Linked DNA regions of Mus musculus: all the other regions are linked to region 1. A link is a loop called in an ENCODE intact Hi-C map of the cell type or tissue named here. Cell type or tissue: heart. All regions are shown on one strand.

The links. Peaks named below come from ENCODE experiments on the same cell type or tissue, not always from the same donor. Only the 100,000 strongest peaks of a DNase experiment are listed, where the experiment ranks them.
Region 2: it touches region 1 in a loop (2.1-fold over the local background); 6 of 42 quality-filtered maps call a loop at or near these places.
Region 3: a loop joins it to region 1, with 3.0 times the contacts of the local background. A loop is called at or near these places in 4 of 42 quality-filtered maps.

Annotation. Positions count from the first base shown.
Region 1 is chr13:98,921,032-98,929,031 of GRCm38, forward strand. Tnpo1 (transportin 1) reads right to left here and starts at 5,353. Exons shown (of 24, transcript NM_178716.3): 1 at 5,220-5,353. The coding sequence starts at 5,234. It overlaps Gm52051, which reads left to right and starts at 3,381. Exons shown (of 2, transcript XR_003950643.1): 1 at 3,381-6,375. In heart, a CTCF peak has its summit at 4,532; DNase peaks (open chromatin) are centred at 4,760, 5,370 and 5,640; H3K4me3 peaks cover 2,498 bases; H3K27ac peaks cover 2,440 bases.
Region 2 is chr13:98,865,029-98,873,028 of GRCm38, forward strand. Tnpo1 (transportin 1) reads right to left here. Exons shown (of 24, transcript NM_178716.3): 7 at 5,212-5,293; 8 at 2,018-2,140; 9 at 1-59. Among named protein-coding and RNA genes, the nearest start is that of Gm34995, 53 kb to the left of the region's middle. In heart, CTCF peaks have their summits at 3,002 (motif pointing right) and 4,192 (motif pointing right); a DNase peak (open chromatin) is centred at 2,983.
Region 3 is chr13:99,054,815-99,062,814 of GRCm38, forward strand. No RefSeq gene overlaps it. Among named protein-coding and RNA genes, the nearest start is that of Gm35493, 14 kb to the right of the region's middle. In heart, no CTCF peak of the experiment used is centred here; DNase peaks (open chromatin) are centred at 1,247, 1,807, 2,327 and 3,987; H3K27me3 peaks cover 18 bases.

The DNA of each region.
Region 1 (8,000 bases):
GACCTAGATTCAGAGTCAGGCTTGCATATCTAGCCCTTGTGCAAAATGCATCTCCACCTTTTCCCATCAATCAGAGAAAAATAATTTCCATGTGTAACACAGAACTATGATGATGAGAATTCGGTATAAGAAATGATATGTAGCAGACAGATGACTACAGGTACCTCCTGACTACAATGGAAAGGAGCACTAATTCAGTCCCCCTCCTTCTCCTTTGTCGCCCAACAGTGGTGCATTAGCATTATGCTGCTTCTATTTATTTCATAAACATTACCAAATTCCCTCAAGCAAGCCTAGCATAGTAGTGAACATCTATTACCTTTGCACAGGGACGATGGCGGCAGAAGGGGACGATCTGAGGCTAACCCTGAGCAACAGAGGCTGTCTTCAAACAAACAACAGCAGCCCTAACGGTAGAGGCTTGTAAGCACAAGCTAAAGCAAGAGGATGAAGAGTGTAAGGGTTGCCTGGACTAGAGTGAGTTCAAGGTCAGCGCGCATAACTTAGTCCATCCTCAACATGTAGCCTGCATGAGGTCATGAGCTCAATCTCTAACACTACTCACACAGACAGTAACAGCAATAAAGATCAAACCACCACCAAGAGCAGAGCAGAGCGGTCCACAACATTAATCCAAGCACTCAGAAGGCAGAGGCAGACCTCGGTGAGATGGAAGCTAGTCTGGTCTTCTGAAAGTGTTCCTGTACAGCCAGGGCTACAGAGAGGGGCCCTGTCTCAAACCACCACCATGAAAAATAAACCTGCTGTCTTAGTTAGGGTTTTACTGCTGTAAACAGGCACCATGACCAAGACAAGTCTTATAAGGATAAACATTTAATTGGGGCTGGATTACAGGTTCTGAGGTTTAGTTCAGTATTATCAAGGCAGGAACGAGGCAGCATCCAGGCAGACATGGTATAGGAGGAGCTCAGAGTTCTGTATCTTCATCTGAAGGCTGCTAACAAAATACTGACTTCCAGGCAGCTAGGATGAGGGTCTTAAGCCCATGCCCACAGTGACTCACCTACTCCAATAGGCCACAACTATTCCAACAGGGACACACCCTCTAATAGTGCCACTCCCTGGGCCAAGCATATACAAACCATCACATTCCACTCCCTGGCTCCCATAGACTTATTCAAACACATGAGTCTATGGGGGCCATATCTAGCCATAGCATAAAAGTACATTTAGTCCAACTTCAAAAGTCCCCAGTCTGTAGTGGTCTCAACAATGTTAAAATTTCAAACTTCAAAGTCTCTTCTGAGATTCATCCAATCACTGAACTGTAATCCCCAAAGCAAGGCAGAAAACCAGCTGAGCCAATTCCAAACTCTGCATCTCCAAGGCTGATGTCAAAGCAGTCTTCAGATCTCCAACTCCTTTTTCATCTGTGTTGAAACTGCTTTCTCCTGGGCTGGTTCCACTCCTGTTAGCAGCTTTCATGGCTCTGGCATCTTTAGTATCTTGGGGTCTCCAAGTCAACTTCAACTTCACAGATTCTTGTTTCAATATCTGAGATCCACACATGATCTTCTGGGTTCCTCGAAAGGGCTGGCATCACTTCTCCAGCTCTGCCCTCTGTAGCACCCTAAGCTCAGGTTGATCCACTCCACTGCCATAGCTGTTCTTGGTGATCAGCCAAGAACATCCCCAATATTCTGAGGCCTTCTGCTGCAACTCGGCTTTACCAATCGCCTCTCATAGGCTCTCTTCATGGTGCCAAGTCTCAAATCCTTCAGTCCTGTGCCATTAACTGCAACCGAGGCTGCACCTTCACCAATGGCCTTCCATGGCTTCTCACAATGCCAAGCCTCAGCTGTTCTTCATGACTTCTTCATGTCTTCAAACCAGTACCACCTGAGTGACCCTTCAAGTACAGCAGCAGCAGGAGGTATAACCTTGGCTATATCCAGAACACAGCTGCTTTGTGCTCACAGAAAACACTGCCCAGAAGATTTCACCTCTGTGATACTGACTTCCAGGAAGCTAGGACAAAGCTCAAGCCCACGGTGACACACCTACTCCAATAGGCCATACCTACTCCAACAGGAGCACACCTTCTACTAGTGCCACTCCCTGGTCCGAGCATACACAAACCATCACACTTGCCTTAAGCAAAAGTAACCAGACAATATGAATTCAGAAACGTGAATGATACCCAGCATCTCAAAGAAACATCTAAAGTGCAGCTAATTGTCTCATGCACAAAGATGTTCGGTGTAGTGATTATGTAACTACAAAAAACAATTAAAAACTCTTTAAGAGAAATTCACACAAACATTACACATTCATAAAAAAACAAACAATATCACTTATTAGCTTAAGAAAATGCAAGCAGAAAATTACTTATGCAATAAAATCTCAACTGTGTAAATATACACATTTGTAGAAAATACACTGAAGGGCTTAGATAAATTACTGTACCATCCTGAAATTGGCAATTTTAAGTTTATTTCTCATAGTTATAAAAAACACTGAAAACGATGATGACGAGAACATTAGTGATTTGTGGAGCATCGACTCCATGTGGGCCTGGTTCTGAGAGCTTCCTAAGTGAACTCAGTTCTCAGAACACAACCGAGATGATGTAACCTGTTTCACGTTACACTGACAATTACAAAGGGCCTGGCTTAGATTGCCCATCCACATGCAGGACAAGCCTACCTTGTATCATAACCTAAGCCATTAGAAGGACACCGATGATTCAAACCCCTCACACTGAGAGCCACCTGTCTCCTTTCTGTACTAAATTCAAATAGTTCCACTGCCACTGACTGCCTTTTAGAAATAAGATGTGAGCTGGGTGTGGTGGCGCACACCTTTAATCTCAGCACTTGGGAGGCAGAGGCAGGTGGGTTTCTGAGTTCGAGGCCAGCCTGGTCTACGGAGTGAGTTCCAGGACAGCCAAGACTACAGAGAAACCCTGTCTCAAAAAAAAAAAAAATTTTTTTTTTGAAGACAAATCTCCATCCTCGTTTCTTGTTTCATTTGTGCATGAAGATGCTTGAAAGCGAATACTCTACTCATCACACCAACTACAGTCCTTCTAAGAACAGTGCCTAGGATAGATGTGTCAGAACCACACAAAGGCTTTGAGAACCTCCCTTCCTAACCTCTACCTGACTAACCACAGTCCACCCACTCTCACAAACCTCTGTCCAACAGTGAATACACTCCTCTAACCTGCTAGAGCCTTACTAACACTAGCCAAGCAGGACCTCATCTTGTGAGAAGTTTCCTTTTGGAAGGTGCACTGTCCTCCGTGATTCTGAAATCACCAGTTACACTCTAGTTCAGCTCTCTCAATCTCTGCACGTAAGCATTTGGGGGGGGTGGGGAGGGCCAAATCTTTGGCATCTTATACCACATTCTTTTCTTTCTTTCCTGGTTTGTTTGTTTTTGGAGACAGAGTTTCTCAGTGGAGCCCTGGCTGTCCTGGAACTCAGAGATCTGCCTGCCTCTGCCTCCAAAGGCAGTCCGCATGCTGTCACCTTCCTCTCTTTCATTTATTCTGGTTACATTTACTTCATGTGGAACTTGACTTGGCTTCCTTAGAACCTGATTTCTTTTCAAAAAAAAAAGCTTGCCAATATGGCTAACAAACACAAGAAATTCCTCTAAATATAGCACATGTTCACATTTCAACACAATTTAAGAAAACTGAATGCACACAATCACTTTAACATAAGTAAAAAAAAATAGTCATAAAACAATGACTATAACAATTATTGATACTGGAAATAGTCACAGCTAGGATCTTTTTTTTTTTTAAGATAAAATTCTATCCTGTTGCTATTATATAATGGCAAAAAGGCACAGCTAGGATCTTTTTTTTTTTTTAAGATAAAATTCTATCCTGTTGCTATTATATAATGGCAAAAAGGCTTTTAGGAATGGAGGGAGAAATACAAAAATATTTTCTATAGGTCTTTCAGTGGGAGGAATTCAGTAATTTCTGGCCAGGGCAGGATGGAAAAGCACATGGCTAATGGAAGGCCGAGGCCCTCTTCAGAAAGGGAAGACGAACCACTCACAGTGCAGTAGGTGTACACGGACTCAAGTAAAAGCTGAATTGCCAAACCACTATTCACCCACACACGGCAAGTGTCAAGGAGTTTAAAATAAATCGGCCACCTCTAAAGTAGTATTTTTCCTTTGCACTTGCAAATTTCCACATAGACCAGCCATTCTCTAGAACCAGGACGGAGGGTTACAGGACAGTAACAAGGATCACTTCTCACCAACTACAAACCATCCACTTACTTCATTAGCACACTTTCTTACCACACTTAAGTGAAAGTTTCGATAGGGAAACTCAAAACCCAGCAGGTACTTTTGGTATCCTAAAGATGAACACGTCTGAGCGTGCACATTGCAGACAGACAGGTCAGTTCCAAATACTGATTTCACCGAATATTTTGCATTTAAGGAGCGTCTTCTCTTTAGGGGGGAAAAGCATTGCTTACGTACTCATTGAAGCCATCACTGTTTTTCGAACAGGACATACTAAGCTTCTTAATACAATCTCCCCAACTAGTGGACAGCCTCTGACTTCGTTTCTACAGTTAACAGCTGATTCGCGACTGGCGTAACAAAGTGAAACTGTAAACAATCCCTGCAAACCCCACGTGATTAAAAAAAATTAAGCCCCGCGAGATCATTTCTAAGAGGAAGAAAGCCTTTCTAAAGCCAGTTTGATTGTGGTGGCGGGTCTGTTCCTCGGCGGCCCTTCCCCGTGGCGTGGGCAGACAGAGGCAGACGTGCAAAACCCACAAACCTAAGCAAAACCCGTAGTTACAAACATTAAAATTATGTTCACAGGTCGCGAGGCCAGCAGGCCCTCGGGGGAGACGGATCAGCTGGCTGCAGAAACCGGAGTGTGCGAGGCTCCGGGACAAAGACCGGCGACCTCGGGCCCTCGCACCGTGCGGCCTGACGGGCATCGCAGCGGCTCGGCCCGCCAGCCTCCCGCCACCCCCAGGACCGACCTCCCGCTCCTGGGGCGCCGCCTGCCCTGTCCGGGACCCGCAGGGCGCCCGGGACCGCAGCTGTTGGGCTTAGAACCGCGCCGTCGCCGGCGGGCTCCAAACGGCCAGGCCCCGTCCGAGAGGGCGGACAGCGGAGCGCGGTCCCCTCGGCGCGGCGGCCGGTCGGAGCTCGCTCGGGCCGCTTCCCACCCGCCTCCGCCCTGGCCACGCACCCTCACGCCAACCTACCCGGTCCCACACCATCCCAGAGGCCTCCGGCGCTCGGGCCTTTCTGCCGAAGCGGCGCTGCCTCCCGTCCGGGGCCTGAAATGGCTGCGGAACAAAGAGAATCCGGGCTCCGGCGAGCGCCGGTCCGATTGGCCGGGGGGCGGAGCCCGGCGCGGGAATCTTCGGCGGCGGTCGCCTTGGCAACGGCGACGGGGCTGGGAAAACTGCGGCCTGGGCCTGCTGGCCTGCGTCGGGAAGGCGGGCGGGCGGGCGGCGCGCCCCAGCGGTTTTCACCAAGCGGGGTCCCGGGGTCGACGCCTCGGCCCCGTGCCCGCCTCACACCCCCTCGCGCCCACTGCAGCCCCCACAAGCCAGCCTGGGGCTCAGTCGCGGCCTCCGCTGCCCAGCCCGTTGAGTGTGAACGCCCAGATGCACGGCCCTTCCGGCGGCAGGTGACGTGCGTGCCCGGAGTGCACTCGTGTCCCCCCCGGGAGACCGCCGAGCCCAGAGCCCGGCGACACCCACCAGGCCGCTCGTCCCACAGTCGAACTGTTACAGCTTTCCTGGGACAAGGCAGAAGGGTGTGGGCGGACGGCGGCCCCCTTGATAACACAGGGGCTTCTGAAATGTGCTGATGTAGCACGAAACTACCATATAAAACCAAATGAAATGATTTAGAAAATTAGGTTTACATCTCTAGGTATGTTTCTACTATAAAGCTAGTTCCCTGAGCTTGGAGATAATAAGCTCTCCTCTCTCCTTATACAGCCACCACCAGAGAGGTACTGTAACTTCAAGCTGAAAGTGTTTTAAAATGGGAGAGGTAGGCACTTTTCAAGCCAGTTGCAATAATGGTAATGAAGAGAGGTGAATTGTTCTTCCCAGTGGTAGCACACGCTTTTAATCCCAGCACTTGGGAGGCAGAGTCAGGCAGACTTCTGAGTTCAAGGCCAGCCAGGGCTATACTGAGAAACCCGGTCTTGGAAGAATCGTTCTTCCCTGCCTGGTTATTTTTACACAAACTTACCACGTATGAGTATTTTAAATATGCACAGCAAGGTGGTCCTTTTTTCTGAGTGAGTGGCCAGCGAGAATTATCTTCACATCAGTGCTTTCAACTGCCTTAGTGTTACATACTTCTTGTTTAGGCAGTGATTGCTCTCCATACACTTTACAGGTAAAATTATTGTACCTAATTCTTGAAAAATGCTAAATATTTACAACTTATTTATTAAGAAGCTTAAAAATCTTCACTTGTAATACTTTTTAGTGTTACAATTAGCTTAACTCAAAGTTTGAGACTAAAAGATGGTTTTTATCATCAGAAAGCTGAAAATTGAAAGGGAAAATATTTAAAATTACTAAAATATGGCCAGGCATGGCAGCCCACACTTTTAGTCCCATCACTCCAGAGGCAGAGGCAGACAGATTGCTGAGTTCCAGGCCAGCCTGGCCTACACAGAGAAACTTTGTCTCTATCAAATAAAATAAACATTTTTAAATGTTGATTTAATAGAAGTTAGATAGAGTAGTGTTCTTGGAAAGGAATTTTCTAAGAAGGAATATGTCCTAAGAAAAACAATTTAATGTAAACCTTCCTCCAGAGCAGTTTGGTGAGTCTGCAAAAAAATTTACTGCAAGGAAAAATGTAAACAGGTCTTATTTTATACTTAAAAGCTTTCATTGTAGAGTAGAGACTTGTAAAAATCAGATGATTGTGTGATTGTGGTAACTGAATCTTACATTGCTGGAGATTTAAAAAATAAAATAGCATTAAAATCTATAAGATTAGGGGCTGGGAAAATGGTTCAGAGGGTAACAGCCTTTGTTTTTGCAGAGGACCTGGGTTTTAGTCTCCAACCATGAGGTAGCTCATAACCGTTCATAATTCCAGTTCCAGGGGTCCAATGCCCTGCTGACCTCCACAGACACTAGGCATTCCCATGATGTGCGTGGCAGCAAAGCACTCATACACATAAATAAAACTAAAGATGAGCAACTAAGGATTGTTGTAGGACCTACACCAAGCAATGAAGAAGAATTTACCTAAATACTACTTTGGGAATAAACAAAGCTAACTGGAAGGAGGAAGGATTGAATATTAATTAGTATATATAAAAGGATTTATTCCCTTGAATTCTTTTTAAAGAAAAACATTTTTTTTTTGGTATTTTATTTTTGGTACTTTTTGGTATTAAAGGTATGTGTTACCACCACCCCACATGAATTTTTCTTTAGGCAGGGCATGGTGGCGCACACCTTTAATCCCAGCACTTGGGAGGCAGAGGCAGGCGGATTTCTGAGTTCAAGGCCAGCCTGGTCTACAAAGTGAGTTCCAGGACAGCCAGGGCTACACAGAGAAATCCTGTCTCGAAAACAACAACAAAAAATTCTTGGTTATTAGATATTATAAAGTTGAGATGGGGCTGGAGAGATGACTCAGTGGTTAAGAGCACTGATTGCTCTTCCAGAGGACCTGAGTTCAATTCCCAGCAACCACATGGTGACTCACAACCATCTGTAATGGGATCCGAAGCCCTCTTCTGGTGTGTCTGAAGAGAGTGACAGTGTACTCACATACATAAAATAAATAAATCTTTTTTTAAAAATTGGGATGAGATAATCTAAGAATCTATTCTTTCATTGGATTGAAATGAGAATGTGACTATACAGAGATTCTGGGTAGAGATGCTTTAAATAAGTGATCTTTGACTCTGATCTTAAGCTAAAACTACTCTTACTCATCTTAAGGCTTATGACCATATGTGATTTAATTTTTCTTTTCTGCTATTTTTTTCCTTA
Region 2 (8,000 bases), 56 kb before region 1:
AATTCACAGGCCTCCAGAGCTACATTCTCATCTTGGTCTTGGGTTCTCTGCAGCATGTACTGTGAAGAGAATCCATACTGTTCATCAGCTTCATCTGGACAGTGAATAATAACGTAGTCCTGCCACCTTATACTGAAAACCATGACTTCCAACCTGTGCTGCTTTCTCTCTCTTTTAAAGCTCCCTATCTGCCTCTACAACAAGGTTAAAATGTAAGAGCTACTGCTTAACAATGAAGTTTTATTGTATGCATCATTGATCTACTTTTGTGCAGGGGTATAAAAACAAACTGCTGTATTTTCTGACATGTCAATGTTAATCAGAGAAAATAAAAAATAACTCCACATATCTTCCTTAAAATAATTTATAAATAACAAGTTGTATCTTGTAGACAGACTTTTTTTCTGTATTTTAAAGTGATATATAAGTAAATCAGTTTAATTTGGAAAGGCATCCGATTCCACCCACCTACCCCACCCCCCCCTTCTGTTTTTGTCTTCTGCAGACAGGGTCTCGGCATGAATCCCAGGTTGGCCAGAGTTCACCATGTAACCCATCTGGTTTCACACTTAAGATCCTCCTTCTGTCTCCAAAGTGCTGGAGCTACAGGTATGCACCACTACTCCTAGTTCTAACATTTCTTAAGTACAATTTGTAGTTTCAACAAGGTGTTTTATCATGACGTCTGAATATACCAAGCTGAATTCACTTCCGAAATTTCCCATTATCTCTGGGACTAGAATCAAAGTCAATTGATGTATTTTTAGTACACTCTCTCTTTTGGACTGAAACACACTGCATGGCAAGTATGGAAACAGTCACAGGCCCGCTCTACTACTTGTCAAATACTATGTGTGTACTGCTCATAAAGTGTTACATATATTATAAAATCAGGATGCCTAGGCGTGGCCTACACCAAGTGATAAAATGTTAAAGTTTCTAATTAGCTTCAAACAAGCAGCTGTGAGACTGAACGCTGGGGATGGAGCCCTCAACTGCTAACCACCGAACACCCCGGGTTCTGCAGAGTCTACCATGCTGTAACTCCATTTCTAAGAGACCCACTCTCATCACACAGCACACAAGTGAGGCTAATAATACACTGCTTAAAGCACTTGGAAAGCCATATAATAAACAAGTAGGACTCTATTCTGCACTATGAAATCAGATGGTAGAGCTTGACTCTAGTGGTACTACATGGAGCCTAAATAACTGCTTCCCTTCTCTATCTTCTAGAGTCTTCACTTAAACAAGTGCAACTGATATGTTTCCTAGTGACCTGACTTCAACTACACAAGAATGGAAAAACCTTTAACATCTACTTGGGTTGTTGAACCAAGCTAGGGTCTCTCTGTGCAGTCCCTGCAGCCCTGGACCTCGCTCTATACACCGGGCTGGCCTGCCTCTGCCTTTCTAGTGCTGGGATGCAGGATGCCCTGCTCCCCCACCACCTTGCCAATGTCCTTCTTAGAAACCTCAACCTTCTGCTAAGTCACAAAATTAGGCGAATCATATTGATAATGAAACTACAAACTGACAGATTCAATTTTTAATTTTATTTTATAACAATCCAAGAATACATCACCCAATATCCCCCAAATACCTATAACTCGGCATACTATTTTTAATGAGAATTTCCTAGTCATGATGAGCAAAACCTAGTCTCTATGTTTAAATAATTCCTCCACCGGGCAGTGGTGGCGCACGCCTTTAATTCCAGCACTTGGGAGGCAGAGGCAGGCGGATTTCTGAGTTTGAGGCCACTCTGGTCTACAGAGTGAGTTCCAGAACAGCCAGGGCTACAAAGAGAAACCCTGTGTTGAAAAACCAAAAAAAAAAAAACCAAAAAAAAAAACAAACAAAAAACAAACCAAAACAAAAAAAAAACCCCTCTAATAATAACTTAAATCTCACAAAACAAAACAAAACAAAAACAAAACTGACCAAGAGGATTTACAATTTAAAAACAGCCATATCTATTTCATGTGTCTTCCCTCAAAGGGGATGCTTTGGTTACCTCGACTATGTTGTGCATATGAGGAAGCAGGCGATCCATCCGGACTTCAAGCAACATCACAAGCGCCCGGCACACGTTCTTCCGCACCTCTGCTTCCTCGTCGCCAGCCAGTGCAAAGAGGTTCTGTTGTACACGAAACACAGGTTCCCTCCTAGTTAGACCATAATTTCTATTTTCTCCTTTTTGATTTTGTGGGAAAAAGTCTCTTTGTGCACTGTGGCTAATCTGGAACTCCTTTGTGCACATACACATCTGGGGGTTGCACAAAGTACGAGTGCCCACAGAGGCCAAGTCAGTCCTTGGAGTTGGAGTTGGTTATGCGTCATCTGATGTGGGTGCTGGGAATGAACTCAGGTTCTCTAGATGAGTGGTACTTCCTCATTAAGCCATCTCTCCAGGCCTAAAACACCACTCTTAATGACAGCCAGGCTTTGTGTGCAGGGTATAGGCATGTAAGTGATGCAGGTAAGTAAGTACATGTGTGTGAGAGGAGTGTGTGCACGTGGAGACCAGAGGTATCCCACAGCCAGTCTATTATACTGCTATACCACCACCACCACCACCACCACCACCATTTTAATTAGGTGAGCTCACTCACTAAACCTGAAGCCTCACAATTCTTCTTGACATTTGTTGGTTATCAAGCTGAAGGGATCTCTCCTCCTTTACCCCACCCCAGTGCTGGCGTTATAGGCACACAATGCCATGCTTGGCTGTTTATGTTGAGTGCTAGAAATCAATCTGAGCTAAAGTCATATTACAGACTGAGCCATCTTCCCAGCTGCTCAGCTGTATGTAATTTAAAAAAAAAATTTTTTTTTTTGGATTGCTGTATGTGCAGTCCTAGCTGTCTGAAAGCTGAGGCAGAAGTTCCTGGACAGCCTAAGCTAGATCCTGTTTCAAAGACCCACCCACAAGCTAATTAACAAACTAATGGCACTGCATCATCCTCTGGGTGTAAGTGCTCACTTCCCTATTGGAGCAGCAGAGGGAGCCGGAGAACAACCCAAGCCTAGATCGTTGCTATTCACCAAGTCAACTACCTACCTACTAGTAGAGAGGAAAGTGAACAGTCACCACTCCTGTGCTAATGCTTATAAACTCCTCTAGAAGGTTAATAAGTGGGAGCATTACACAGAATAGTATATCCAATTGTCACAGCCCAAGATACTAATATTATTCATTTCATAGATTAATAATTAGCAGGGGTTAAAAATGTGCCAGCTGGTAAAGGAATTGAAACTAGCCTGCATGGAATCTTAGGTCCACACTGATAATTTTTGACTATAACAAGTTTTTACTAAGACCAAGCCACCTTTAGGATGGGCACAGAAGCTGGTGCCCTCTGGTTGTCCTGAGAGATCAAGAGTTCAAGGCCACTCTAAGATAGACACTAAAGCGAGAGAGAGTCCGCTCAGAGTGAGCATGTACGCTGTGTCCAAAGTCTAACAACCTGAGATTTGCCCCTAGCATTCAGCTGTTGTTTTGTTTTTTCAAAAGGGGAAAACAAAACAAAACAACCTGATGTAGTGACACTCGTTTGCAATGCCAGCAACACCTACAGTGAGCTGGGCTGTAGACAGAGAAGGCGGCCAGGAAGCCCGGAGGGAGGCCTGACAGTCTGCAGTCTATAGCACAGTAGCAGAAACAGGAAATTCAGTCTCAGCAAGGCAGGAGTGAACTGACAACTGTCCCAGGACTCATGCACACACCACTTCTTACAAATCCTTAAACACGCTGGGCTGGGTGGGGCGGGGTGGACAGGTGGAGGCAGGCAGATCCGGGAAGTAAGAGGCCAGCCTGGTCCACAGAGAGAATTCAGAAAGAAGCTGTTGAGAAAATTAAAATGACTCCATCCCTTCTTAGAATTTCAGCTTTTCTGCTTGCTGCAATCAGGAAGAGGTTCTGAAAAGAAACTGCTCTGCTTATGGACTGTGGCCAGATTATTATTTTTTAAAATAGATTTATTTATTTATTTTATGCATGTGAGTGCACTGTAGCTGTGCAGATGGTTGAGATCCTTCATGTGATTGTTGGGGATTTTATTTAGGACTTCTGCTCACTCTGGTTGGCTCTGCTTGCTCCAGTCAACCCTGCTTGCTCTGGCCCAAGGATCTATTTATTATTATAAATAAGTATACTGTAGCTGTCTTCAGACACACCAGAAGAGGGCGTCAGATCTCATTACAGATGGTTGTGAGCCGCCACGTGGTTGCTGGGATTGAACTCAGAACCTCTGGAAGAGCAGGCAGTGCTCTTAACCACTGAGCATCTCTCCAGCCCCCATGGCCAGATCTTAGTCTCTTTCACTAATCTATCATATTATTCATCCCCGTAGCAGCAGCACCCCCCCCCCATCCTGCCCTCACAAATCCCTCCACCATTACCCACTCCCCTTCTCCTCAGAGAAAGGGAATCCCCTCCTTGGGTACCCGCCTGCCCCCAGGGACATCAAAGTGGCAGCATGATCTTCTCCCACTGAGGCCTGACTCAGTCCAACTAGGGGAAGGGGATCCAATGGCTGGCAACAGAGTCAGAGACAGCCACTCCACTTCCAATTGTTAGGGGACCCACATAAAGACCAACCTGAACATCTGCTACCAGTATGTAAGGGCCTAGGTCCAGCCCCTGAATGCTCTCTGGTTGGTGGTTTAGTCTGTGAGCCCCCATGAGCATGACCTTATTCTTCTGCAGTTATGCCACTAAGACATTATTTAGTATTTAAGAGCTAATAGTTTTCTTGAGTCCTCTATATTTATAATGTAAATCAATAGAAAAACAGAAAGTTATTCCTAAATGGTCTGGCCTGTATACTGAGGCCATTTAAGACTACCATGTAATGCAGTTAACAGTCAGGTCAACATTATGTAGCTGTTCTTTTAGTATGTACCTTTGGATTGTTACAGGCCAACTTCATCCAATCTTACTAAGTATTTTGTGTTTGCTTGCTTCAAAGGTTACTCATGGTCTAGGAAAATCGTGCATGTACAAACTGAATGGTATATTGAAGAAGACTTCTAAACAGTCAAACTAGGAGGCAGAACCACATATATTCACTCCATAACCCATATCTGGATCACATTTCCAATGTTCTAGCACATAAAGAATGCTTTTATTTTCAGCTAGGAAAACCTAGTAACATTGTATCCAATTTGAATCCCATCAGCACTAGTCCAAGCCTGGGGCAGTCTTACCTCAATGAAGGAATCGATGTGCAGCATGAGCGCCTGGGTCCGACTGATGATGAACTGATTGACACATGCAACAGCATGAGACCTAGAAACCAAGGCACACATCAGCATACGCTTACTGTTGTTACAACAAAAGGCGCATCTCTAGAGATACTATGGTGTCTGTAGGATCTGTACAACACCAATGACCCCGTAAGCGGGAACTGCAGTTGTGGAGCACCATAGCTCCACAGCATCTAAAAACAACAGAACAGTGCTGGCATGTAGCCAGTCACTTTGACTTTATTAATTTTGAGTAAGACCTGCGTGGTGCTATACAAATAACACTTACTCAAATAATATAGGGTTTTTTTCTGTGCAGTTTCTTTTCTGTAGAACAAAATACTTTGAAGAGAAACTATGTGCTCTCTTTAGAAACATCTGAACATTTAGTAAGTACAGAGCAAACTTAAGCACAGTTGAACCCATTTCCATTTCAATTCCCATTATGGAATGCTTGTGTGGTGTAGGCCAGATAATATTTAGTCTGTCTTTAACCCACACGTTTAGTGGATAGAACTTTTCATCGTTTCCATTACCACACTGACAAGCTGTTCTGTTCTTATCAGCAGCTCCACACCACTGCGACTTTCTTCTGCATTGAGATGTACCAGAAAATAACTTTAAAAGTAAAGTTAGCACTCCTGAAAGTCTCCACTGTCTAAGGCTCTCCTTGCAGTGCAGCAATCACTCCCCATTACCTTTTATGAGCCATATCTTAAATGAATGTGATTTGCTAAAACACTCAAAAGTTCCTGTTCAAGAGCGCCTAGAACCCAGTATGACACTGTGGTCCCTAAACCAGGGCACAGAGGAACTGCGTGTGCATGGAGTTTACACTGACAGGGGAGATTTTTAAATCAAAGTTTTCTCTTTTTTCTTTTTACTCTGTAGCCCCAGTTAGCTGACCTCAAGCTCACAGATCTACTCTCCTCTGCATCCCAAGATCTGGGATCAAAAGTATCTGCCATCATGGCTGGCAAAGCAGATTATTTTAATGAATGCATTAGTTTGGTAGTTTGAATGAGAATGGCCTCTATAGGCTGATATATCTGAGCCTAATATGCTTAGTCACCAGGAAGTGGAACTGTCTGAAAGAAGTATTAGGAGTGTGGCCCTATTGGAGTGGGAGTGGCCTTGTTGGAGAGAGTGTGTCACTAGGGGGGAAGTCTGACTCTTTCTGCCTGTGCATCAGGACTTACTGCCCTTCTGCCCCTGCTGGCATGCTTCTTGCCATGACAAGGACTAAGCCTCTGAAACTGTAAACAAGCTCCAAGTTAAACGCTTTAATGAGTTGCCTTGAGGTTGGTTTCTCTTCACCACAGCAATAGACTAAGAAAGACAGCTAGGGAGAAACATGCTATTTAAATGGAATCCTGACCTCCAGAGCAGCAGCAGTTCTCAACCTTTGGGTTGTGACCCCTCTGGAGGTCAAACAACCCTTTCATAGTGTTGTTGTTGTTGTTTTTAATCACGTGTATTTGTATGTGTTTGTGTAAGTTACTGAAGGGGTCCTTGGAGTGACGCATACAGGTGATTTTAAAAAAAAACTGGGGTGTCGTATATTTTTGTCCGTTTGAGACAGGTTTTCTCTGAGTATCCCTTACTGTCTTAGAACTAGTTCTGTAAATCAGGCTGGCTTTGAACTTGGGGGATCCACCTGACTCTGCCTCAGAGTGTTGGGATTAAATTCGTGAGCCACCACCATTCACTCAAGTTTTCACATCTTAAGAGGTGGCTGTGAGCCACAGTATGGGTCCTGAGAACTTAGCTCAGGCCCTCTGAAATAGTACACGCTGACCATCTAACACCGCGCGATGCGTTCATCTTTGCAATTTTTATTTATTCGTTTTTGGGTTGTGTGGGGTTTTGTTTTGTTTTGTTTTTTTGAGATTAGGGTTCTTTATACATCCTTGCTATCGTGGAACGCGTCACTATGTAGACCTACTCCCTGGCCTTCAACCCCGAGATCTGCCCGCCTGCCTCTTTGAATGCTGGAATTAAAGGCAGCACTGTCACGCCCAGCTTCTATATTTGAAAAGCTTTTGTTAGCTTTATTCCCCTTCTTACTTGCATCTTATTCTGGTCACATATTTCCTCATTATTGGAGAATCCTTTTATCTTTGAACTGCCTGCTGTCTCTTCCCCTTTATAATCTCCTTGATCTTCCTTTCACCTCCTTAGCATGTCTTCCCTGTGTGCCTTCCTCCTCCTTTCATCTGACCCGCTTACCATTTCCACATTTACTCTAGATTTTCAGTTGCATGGCACATGCACTACACTGCCTTTTTCTCTTTTCTGCTGATGAGTAGAATGCCCACTGACTCAGACCCTGTGCCTCTCATGCACCGTTTGCCGCAACTGCTGCTGCTGTAACGCTTTATTTGCTCCTCAAGAAGTGGAACTGGGAATTAACTGAGCCACCCAAGTAGGCTGCTCCCCAATAAGCCCCCTAAATAAAGAGGAAGAGGTTTCCAAACCAAAGAGTCGCGAACTGCAACACAGAAACAAAGAAGTGTGAAGGGCCCAGGTCACAGGCTCTCTCTCTCTCCAGGATCTTACCACCACCCACAGCTCAAGGTTTAACAGCAAAAAATGATCAATGTCCTCAAAAAGGACAGAGACAAACAGATCAATTAGGGAAGAAATCAAGGCACCAACTAAAGGAAAGCCAGAAGCACAGTGGAGAAAGTTGGCAAAATGGATGAAAACCTCAGCCATATAGCCAAAAAAGCAAAGTGAGAGGAATTCAG
Region 3 (8,000 bases), 130 kb after region 1:
CCCTCAGGTCTCTTGGGGATGGAGTCTTTCTGCACATCTCTCTTTTCTGACTTAGGATGTGAGAGGGGCAAGGGAGGCAGGGTGTGACACCTGGGAGGGACAGGTCCTCTGGAGGGACAGTGAATCTTTGAAAGTGGAGGCAGTAGATCTCCCCTTTGAGGCATCTCAGCAAAGGATAGAGGGGTCGGAGGCTAGACTTTAAAGAAACGTGAGAAAGACAGTACTCTAGAAGTGTCGCATGCTGCGATGGTTATTTTGAACATATCTGAATCCCTAATGACTGACCTGCTGAAACAGGAGCTGATGGAGCTGAGTGGCCTCCAGCTGTAGAAAGAGAAGCAGGAGACCCATGCCCGGCTTCGATACTCAGGTTCACAAAATCTGACAGCTTCAGCACAGAAATAGATGTTTAACGCAGGTCTTATGTGCAGCTGAGTATTTTTCTGGTATTCAGATTATGAAAGTGAGAAGAAACAGGTAAACTTGATTTTAATATATTTTATTTGATACCATATGCCCCAAATACTATAATTTTGACAATTAAAAATATTACTGCATATGCATGTGTATATATGTATAGTATATGTGTATACATATATGTGTATATAACCTATAAATGTGCTATATTTCTATACAAAATATTTGAAAGTTGAAAGGTATTTAAAAATATAACACTTCTGAATTGGGCTAACCATTCTTCAAGTGCCCACTAGCCAGTTGAACTAGAAAACATTGTCCTGACAGGCTCACATCGCTCACCATCTTGTCCCCAACATCTTCCTCCTCCCAAATGCTTGAGCATCTCTTGGATGTGAAAGAGATAGTCGTGGACCTGACGGAGCTGAGCTGCAGGCTCTTGACTCTGCCTCTGTGAGACTGGGAAGGTGAGAGAGTAGCTGGAGATCAGCCCTCCTGTCTCTCCTCGCTCTGTGTAGCCTGTGAGTCATCCCGAGGGAGGGAGGGAGGGAAGGGATGGGTCTCTATTCTGAGGCTTCTGCGTGAGCTCTCAGTTGTGTGGGGGTGGGAGGGAGGGACCCACAGCAGAGACTGCATGGGGAGGGGATGTAGAAGGATGTGTCTACAGCCACAAAAATAGATCTGAATAGATCTGTGTGTCGGTTACCAAGACTCAAAATACCATCTCGCTGGGTGTGCTGGGGTGCTCAGAGCCAGGTGTTTTTATGATTAAATTACTCAAGCAGGAGAGCAAGGACCAGGTCTGGCTGAGCTGGAGACCTCGGTTTCCTTTCCAGATGGGATCCTGACTTCCTCCTTCCACAGAGAGTTTTCTTCCACATGTCTCACATCTGCTTTCCTTCCTTGCCTTGATTTGAATACTGAACAGATTTCCCTCACGGACACACTGCCGCTGGCTTCTGAAATGGACAACTTGATTAGTGTTGAAAGGCAGCGGGCCAAGTGCTCTCTTGCTGGTATGGCTCCAGAGCCCAGTCTTATGGGGAAGAGAGCTTTCCTTAGTGGTGTGTGTGTGTATATGTGTGTGTGTAGGCAGGCTGCAATCTCCCTGACACTTAACTTTTTCTCTCACCACATGAAAATTATAATAATTCTTACTATATTGGGATATTGGGAGAAGTCAGCTTAAAAAAAAAAAGCAAGTATTGTGCTTTGCACAATGGCTGTCACGAGGTGGGGGGGGGGGGTGCCTGTCATTCACTGTCATTCAAAAGGAATGACCAGTTCTTCCCACACTGGGCTGGGCTCGGGAGTTTGGGGCCTCGGCTTAGTAGGTGGGACTTTCTCCGTTGCCATATTGATCTGCTTTAAACTGGACAGTGTAACATGGTGAATGTGGGACATGACACACAGGGAAAAGTGATCAGCCACAGCTGCTTGGGGAATGAGTGGCCAAGCTCAAGCCAAACCCAGATTTACTTTTTCTCAAACTTAAGTTAGCAGAGCCGTTTGGGTCTCAGAACCAACATCTTGAATTTCCAAAGGCATATGGAAGAAACAGAGGAAGCAGAGTGTTAAATAGGCATTCTACTCTGAGGCAAGAAGGAAACTCTGACGGGCTGGTATACAGTCACTAAAGATGCTCATAGTGAATACGCATGCAGTCTGTGCCAAGGGGAAACACCAGGCAAGAAAGCAGCATGGGATGTAACGCCGCACATCAAGGCACGCTCAACTAGATGTCATATTTGCTTATCTCTGCTGGATAATAGTTGTTTTCTGGACGTGTTCATGTATTTTTCCACGGTGAACACTTGTGCCTTTCACGGTCACAAAACCAAGTGGAGATTATGAAAGATTTCCAGTCTCTAGTTCGCCGCAGGGAGGCTGCAGCTCATTCTCATCTCCTCCGCCTTGCAGGACTCCTGGTGGCTTCGAAGCCTCTTTGTTTACATATGGATGATTGTGTGGGTGTCCAGGGAGATGGACCGGGAGAGAGAACAGAGTGAGACATGTTTTATTGAAGGCAATAAGCAGAGTCAAGGCACTCTTGCGACAGAAGCCTTCAGTGCACTCAGTGGCTGGCTGCGCTTTGTCAAAGCAGGGGGAGCTAAAGGCAAAAGGTTAGCCCTGTGCTGGAGACCACTGACTTCCCTATCCCTAGGGGGAAGAGCTCAGAAATCAGGCCATCATGATTGGCTAACTTAGATCCGGAGTCTGAGGAGGGCTATGGGAGGACTTGTGCTTCCCCTACCATCCCACAGGCCTTCCTACCATCTTGTTTCCACATTGCTTATGGTGTCTCATTCTACACACCAAAGTCTCAAGATCCAGCCCGTGGCTCTCTCCCCACAGTTACTGCCAGCCTCAGTGAAGTCCTCTTGCTTTGGAGCCTGTCGTCTCCCTTGACCTGGATCTGCTCTGTGTCACGTAGTCTTTGTTGTGTCTATCTGGCTGTACATTTGACCCTTTGCTGATTGTTCTGGTCCTTGGTGCGGTTAACCTTGTACCCCTTCCAGCCTCAGCCTCACAGGGTCCTTCAGGGTTGGAGCCCTGCTCCTCCAGTGTACGCAGTAGGGAATGCTGCAAGAAACTGGCTTTGCTCTGTGGCGTGGCTGCAGAATTCCTCCCCTTCCCTCACCCCAGCTCCCCCACTCACCTTGAACTCCAGCATTCTAGAAAGTTCCAACTCTTACTTCGGACTTAAAGCTCTTAGGACACAGCAACCCCCGAGGTGGCTTGGGATGTGAGTCTTTCAGTTCCTACCTATGACCCTTGGGCAAATTCCTTAACCCTATTTCAACCTGCCAAATCATAGCATGCTGGATACCCGGTTGAGTGAAATACTACCTGTAAAATGTCTCCAACTTGTTTACTATACAGCTAGTGCTGAGTAAATGTCAATGTAACATTATTTTATTATCACAAAAGTACCCTGGTCCATTGATGTGGTTGAAAGAAAGTCTCTGGAGTCTGACAGACATACTGGGTAAATTGCTCTTCTGACCATGATGAGCTTCAACCTCCTTATGTGCCCCAGTGCCTTCTATGATACGGGATACCACTTCTCTGACTCACTGTGAGAACCAAAGGAAATAACACGCAGAAGTATTTGCAAAATGCACGGTGCACAGTGCCACAACTGTTGTCTGTGGTGCAGTTGATGGACGACCTTTTCTAGGAAGGATGGCTTTGTGAAATTATTCATATTTCCCATTGCTTTGGAATATTCCAGAGTACCATGTGAGCTCTGGAGTAGATCAAGCTTTCATGGTTGCGTTGAAGACAAGAACCATGACATTTTAAAAGTCAGATTGGGTACTTGGCAGACCAGGTCTTTTCTCTGTCCAGGAGAATGAGGTCATTGTATCCCAAGCCAGGTGCTGTTTGTCTCCAGTGCTTGTAAGCTAGCCAGGGGCACGCACGAGAGTGAACCTGCTGGACAAGAGCTATGCGTTTGGACGTGCACACGGCATAGCAGGAGATCTTGATGACGAGTCTCATGGGTAAGTAAAGCAAACATGAGACTCTGTTCAGAAAACACAAATTTCCCAGGAATTTCTAGGCACAGGAACATCTGACTGCATAGACAGCTGGGGATGGCTGGTCACAGTCTGGGGAAGCCAGCCTCTGTTCAAACCACCCAGAGTGACGACATCATCGCTGCTCTGTGCCAATCTTTCCCACTAGCTTAGCAATCATCACACCACCAGAGGAGGAAGGAAAATTCTCCATCCAAATCAGCCTTCCTAATACTGCAACCCTTTAATGCAGTTCCTCATGTCGTGGTGACCCCCAACCATAAATTTTGTTGCTACTTCATAACTGTAGTTTTGCTACTGTTATGAACTGTAATGTAAATATATGATATGCAGGATATCTGACATGCCATGTCCAAAAGGTGGTCTCAACCTACAAGTGGAGAGGGAAACTTGCCTCATGACATTGAGAACATGTGAACACTTGCATGTGTGTACCTGCACCCCCTTTTCTGACTGACTGCAGTGAACCCTCTCTGCCAGAAAACATCATAACTAAATTCTGAATTTTTCAAAAACAAGTCACTTAAGAGCTAATGTAAGAAGTGGCTGCTTTGTACATGGAATGGAACCTTTGTATGAGACAGTAAGCAGTTTTATACACATTGGCTCATCAATCACAATGGTTATGAAATAGGCACTAGACTCCTTTTCTAAGAATTCAGGGACCACAGCTAAGCTCTGAGTTTGGTAGTTTGGGTTAGATGTTGTCGTGTTGGGTTTCTAGGGGTCTGGAGAGATGGCTCAGTGGTTAAGAGCATTTGCTGTTCTTGCAAGAGGACTTGGGTTCAGTTACTAGCACTCACATGGTGACTCATAACCAATATCAACCCAGTGACAGTGGATCTACCACTGTCTTCTGGACTCTATGGGCACCAGACACACACACAAAGCAAAAGATATGCACCAAGGCAAAAAAGAAATCATGCAAATAAATTAAAATAATAAATGTTTAAATTAAGCTCCTAAGGTCTGTTATCCTCCCACACAAACATAATGATTGGTTTATGAGATCCAGTAGGGCTACCCCTCCCCCTGCCCTGTCCTTCTTTTTCTGTTTGAGGTTTGGTTTTCCAAGACAAGGTCTTGCTATATAGTTTAGTTTGGGCTTAAATTAACAATCTTCTGTGGTGTCCACTTGAGTGCTGGGATTACAAGTGTGTACCATGACATTTGGTGGGATCTTCATTTTTCTCAAAGAACCCACCAGCTGGTTCTAATAGACAGTCTGTAGGTTGCACTTTGAAAAATATCACTACTTGATTTAGCAAATCCAGCAAATAAATACAGAATTATAAATCAATTCAAGACACTAAACATTTCAAAAGCAAAAAACTAATATACTTAACAATGTAATTTGTAATAGCTCTAATTGTTACATTTAAAAGCTGTATTTTTTTAAAAATTTGCACCTGGTTAAACCAATACCTAGCTAGATGCTTTGCTTATCTAGAAGAGACAGGCTTCTCTGCGTTAAACCTATCATAAAGAAGTTTAGCAGGGCCCATTGATCCTGACCTCAAATTCTCTATGATTCAGTTGAGATCATTAAAAGGAAGGGGGACTGAAAGCCAAACAAAAACACATACTAAACTGTTTTCTCAAGTAAAGAGTTTAAATTGGAGGTGTGCTGGTGTGTGTACATCTCTCTCTCTCTCTCTCTCTCTCTCTCTCTCTCTCTCTCTCTCTCTCTCTCTGTGTGTGTATGTGTGTGTGTGTTAACCTTATTAATTGATGTAGGAAGACCAAGCCCACTGTGGGTGGCATCATTCCCTTGGCTGGGCCTTGAATTACATGAGTAGAGAAAACTGTCTGAGTACTAAGCAGTGAATGAGCAATAGGGATGAGTGTATTTTTTCTTTGTTCTTGAGCAACTGCTTCAAGCTCTTGCCACTATGATTTTCTTCTCCCTTAGGCTGTTTTTTTGTCCGGACATCTCATCATAACAACAGAAAATAAACTAGAACAGAATGTAAGCCCATGTTGTGTATGTTTCACAAAGGCAATGTGTTCAGTAAACTGTCATATGTGTCGAGAGCTGTGGTGTCCTAATGAGTATCATACAATCAGTGTAATGTAACCAAGTCCTAACACCTTTTGCTGCTGACCCGATACTCTAGGTATTTGATAAAGATATGACTCCCAGATGCCATTCCCTCTAGGCAGAGCTTCCCTGTCTTTAGTGGGTCTAGGAATCTTCCTTTTCTTAAAGAATTATACCAGCTGGCTCTGATGTAGACAGCTTGCAAATCACCCTTCAGAAAATACCAGGTTTAGAAAATAGAGCAAAATATAAACCAAATAGGAATTCTATATATCACAAAATCAGAAGGGCTAAGAAACCAAGCAATAGAATTACATAGCAGTTCTATGAGAAGATAGATATACCTAAAAGCTGTCTAGTAACTGTTTGTTTGTTTGTTTGTTTGTTTGTTTTTAAACTCATGGCTAAGTCTTAGCTTAGTATTGGAAGGTAGTTGCTGGCCCCCATAACAGGCCTAGAAGTATACTCGGAATAGATTGCTTATTTAATAGATACTACTCAATTGCATTGAATATTATAGTATTTAATATTACGCAGTTAACCTTGGATAACTGGATGCTACAATCTGAAGATTGACTCAATGGATCTGTACAGAGGCTCAGGCATGGGCATGACTCTAAATTTAAGATAGGAAAGGAAGATGCAGTTGGAGAGAATTTGCTTGTAGTGAGAATTTTGGTTTCTTTAAGAAAAACATAAAAATATTATAAGAGTATGTTTCCATTTTAATCCAAGGTATGGTATATGGGGCTGCTTCAGATTGTCTACAGCAGCTGGTTATGATTTGCCTTGTGCTCTAGCAGGGGCATAATTTTGCCAGTGGCAGATAGTTTCTGTGATTGTGCGACAGTTGGAATTATGGGAACTCTTCAGTGGGAATATAAGTGTTAGGGCCCTGAGAGGCAGGGTGGTTTGTTGTTTATTGTTTGTTTTTTGTTTTCTGGTGGTTGCAACTTCTTAGGTAGTTGTGTGCAAAGGAATATCCTGACATCGGGTTTTCTGATGGTCTTAACTCACAGGTTGGGTAAAGACTTCCTTTAGTATGTATTCCAGCTTACAGAGAATGCTATATTAAAAATATTTTTTTAAAGAAGGTTCAGGCTGTAGATGAAATGAACATGTATTTCCAAAAACACATGAACACTTTGTATATTCTTGTCTTAGTTAAGGTTTTATTGCTGTGAAGAGACACCATGACCACAGCAATTCTTTTTGTTTGTTTGTTTGTTTGTTTTTTATTTTTATTTTCTGAGTCAGGGTTTCTTTGTGTAGCCCTGTCTGTCCTGGAACTTGGCCACACCTACTCCCCAACAAGGCCATGCCTCCTAATAGTACCACTCTCCATTGGCCAAGCATTCAAACATATGAGTCTATGGGGACCACACATATTCAAACCACCACAGCCAACAATCACTTCTGAACCTTCAGTGGAAGGGCACTGTGGGTTATTGCTTATACCTATGTTTTGAAAATGAGCTCTTAAACATTGAGACTGCAGAGATTCTTAGCAGTGTTATTGATCTGAATGTCATTTCCCATTAGCCTGGAAGTTATGAGGACACAGGCTTGGCTCCCTGGTTGTATGCTGGACTTGGCTTAGCTTCTAGAATTATATGTTATGTGCCTATGGAAAAGTATATGACCATGTTTAGACTAAAATCTTGAAGTGCTAAAAAATGTGTTGGGAAATTTGGATCAAAAGTTTTGAAATGATATTTGTTTCTGTCTTATAAACCTACCTATTTATTGACTAAGATGTTTGTTCTATCAGTAGATGAGGGATTATTTAGAAAGTTCGTTAGATGAAGGGTTCCAGGAACTAAAGATCACATGTTCAGTGATGCCCTGAGGAACATCAGAGTCAGACCTGAGATCTCAGAGCACCAAACAGTTCTTCAAACCTCTAGGTTTCCCTCCAGCTCTAAAAGGTGCTGGCTGCACAACCTGACACATGCTGATGGCCTGGAAGGGAGGGTGGGGTGGGGGAAGGGCTCTCTCCC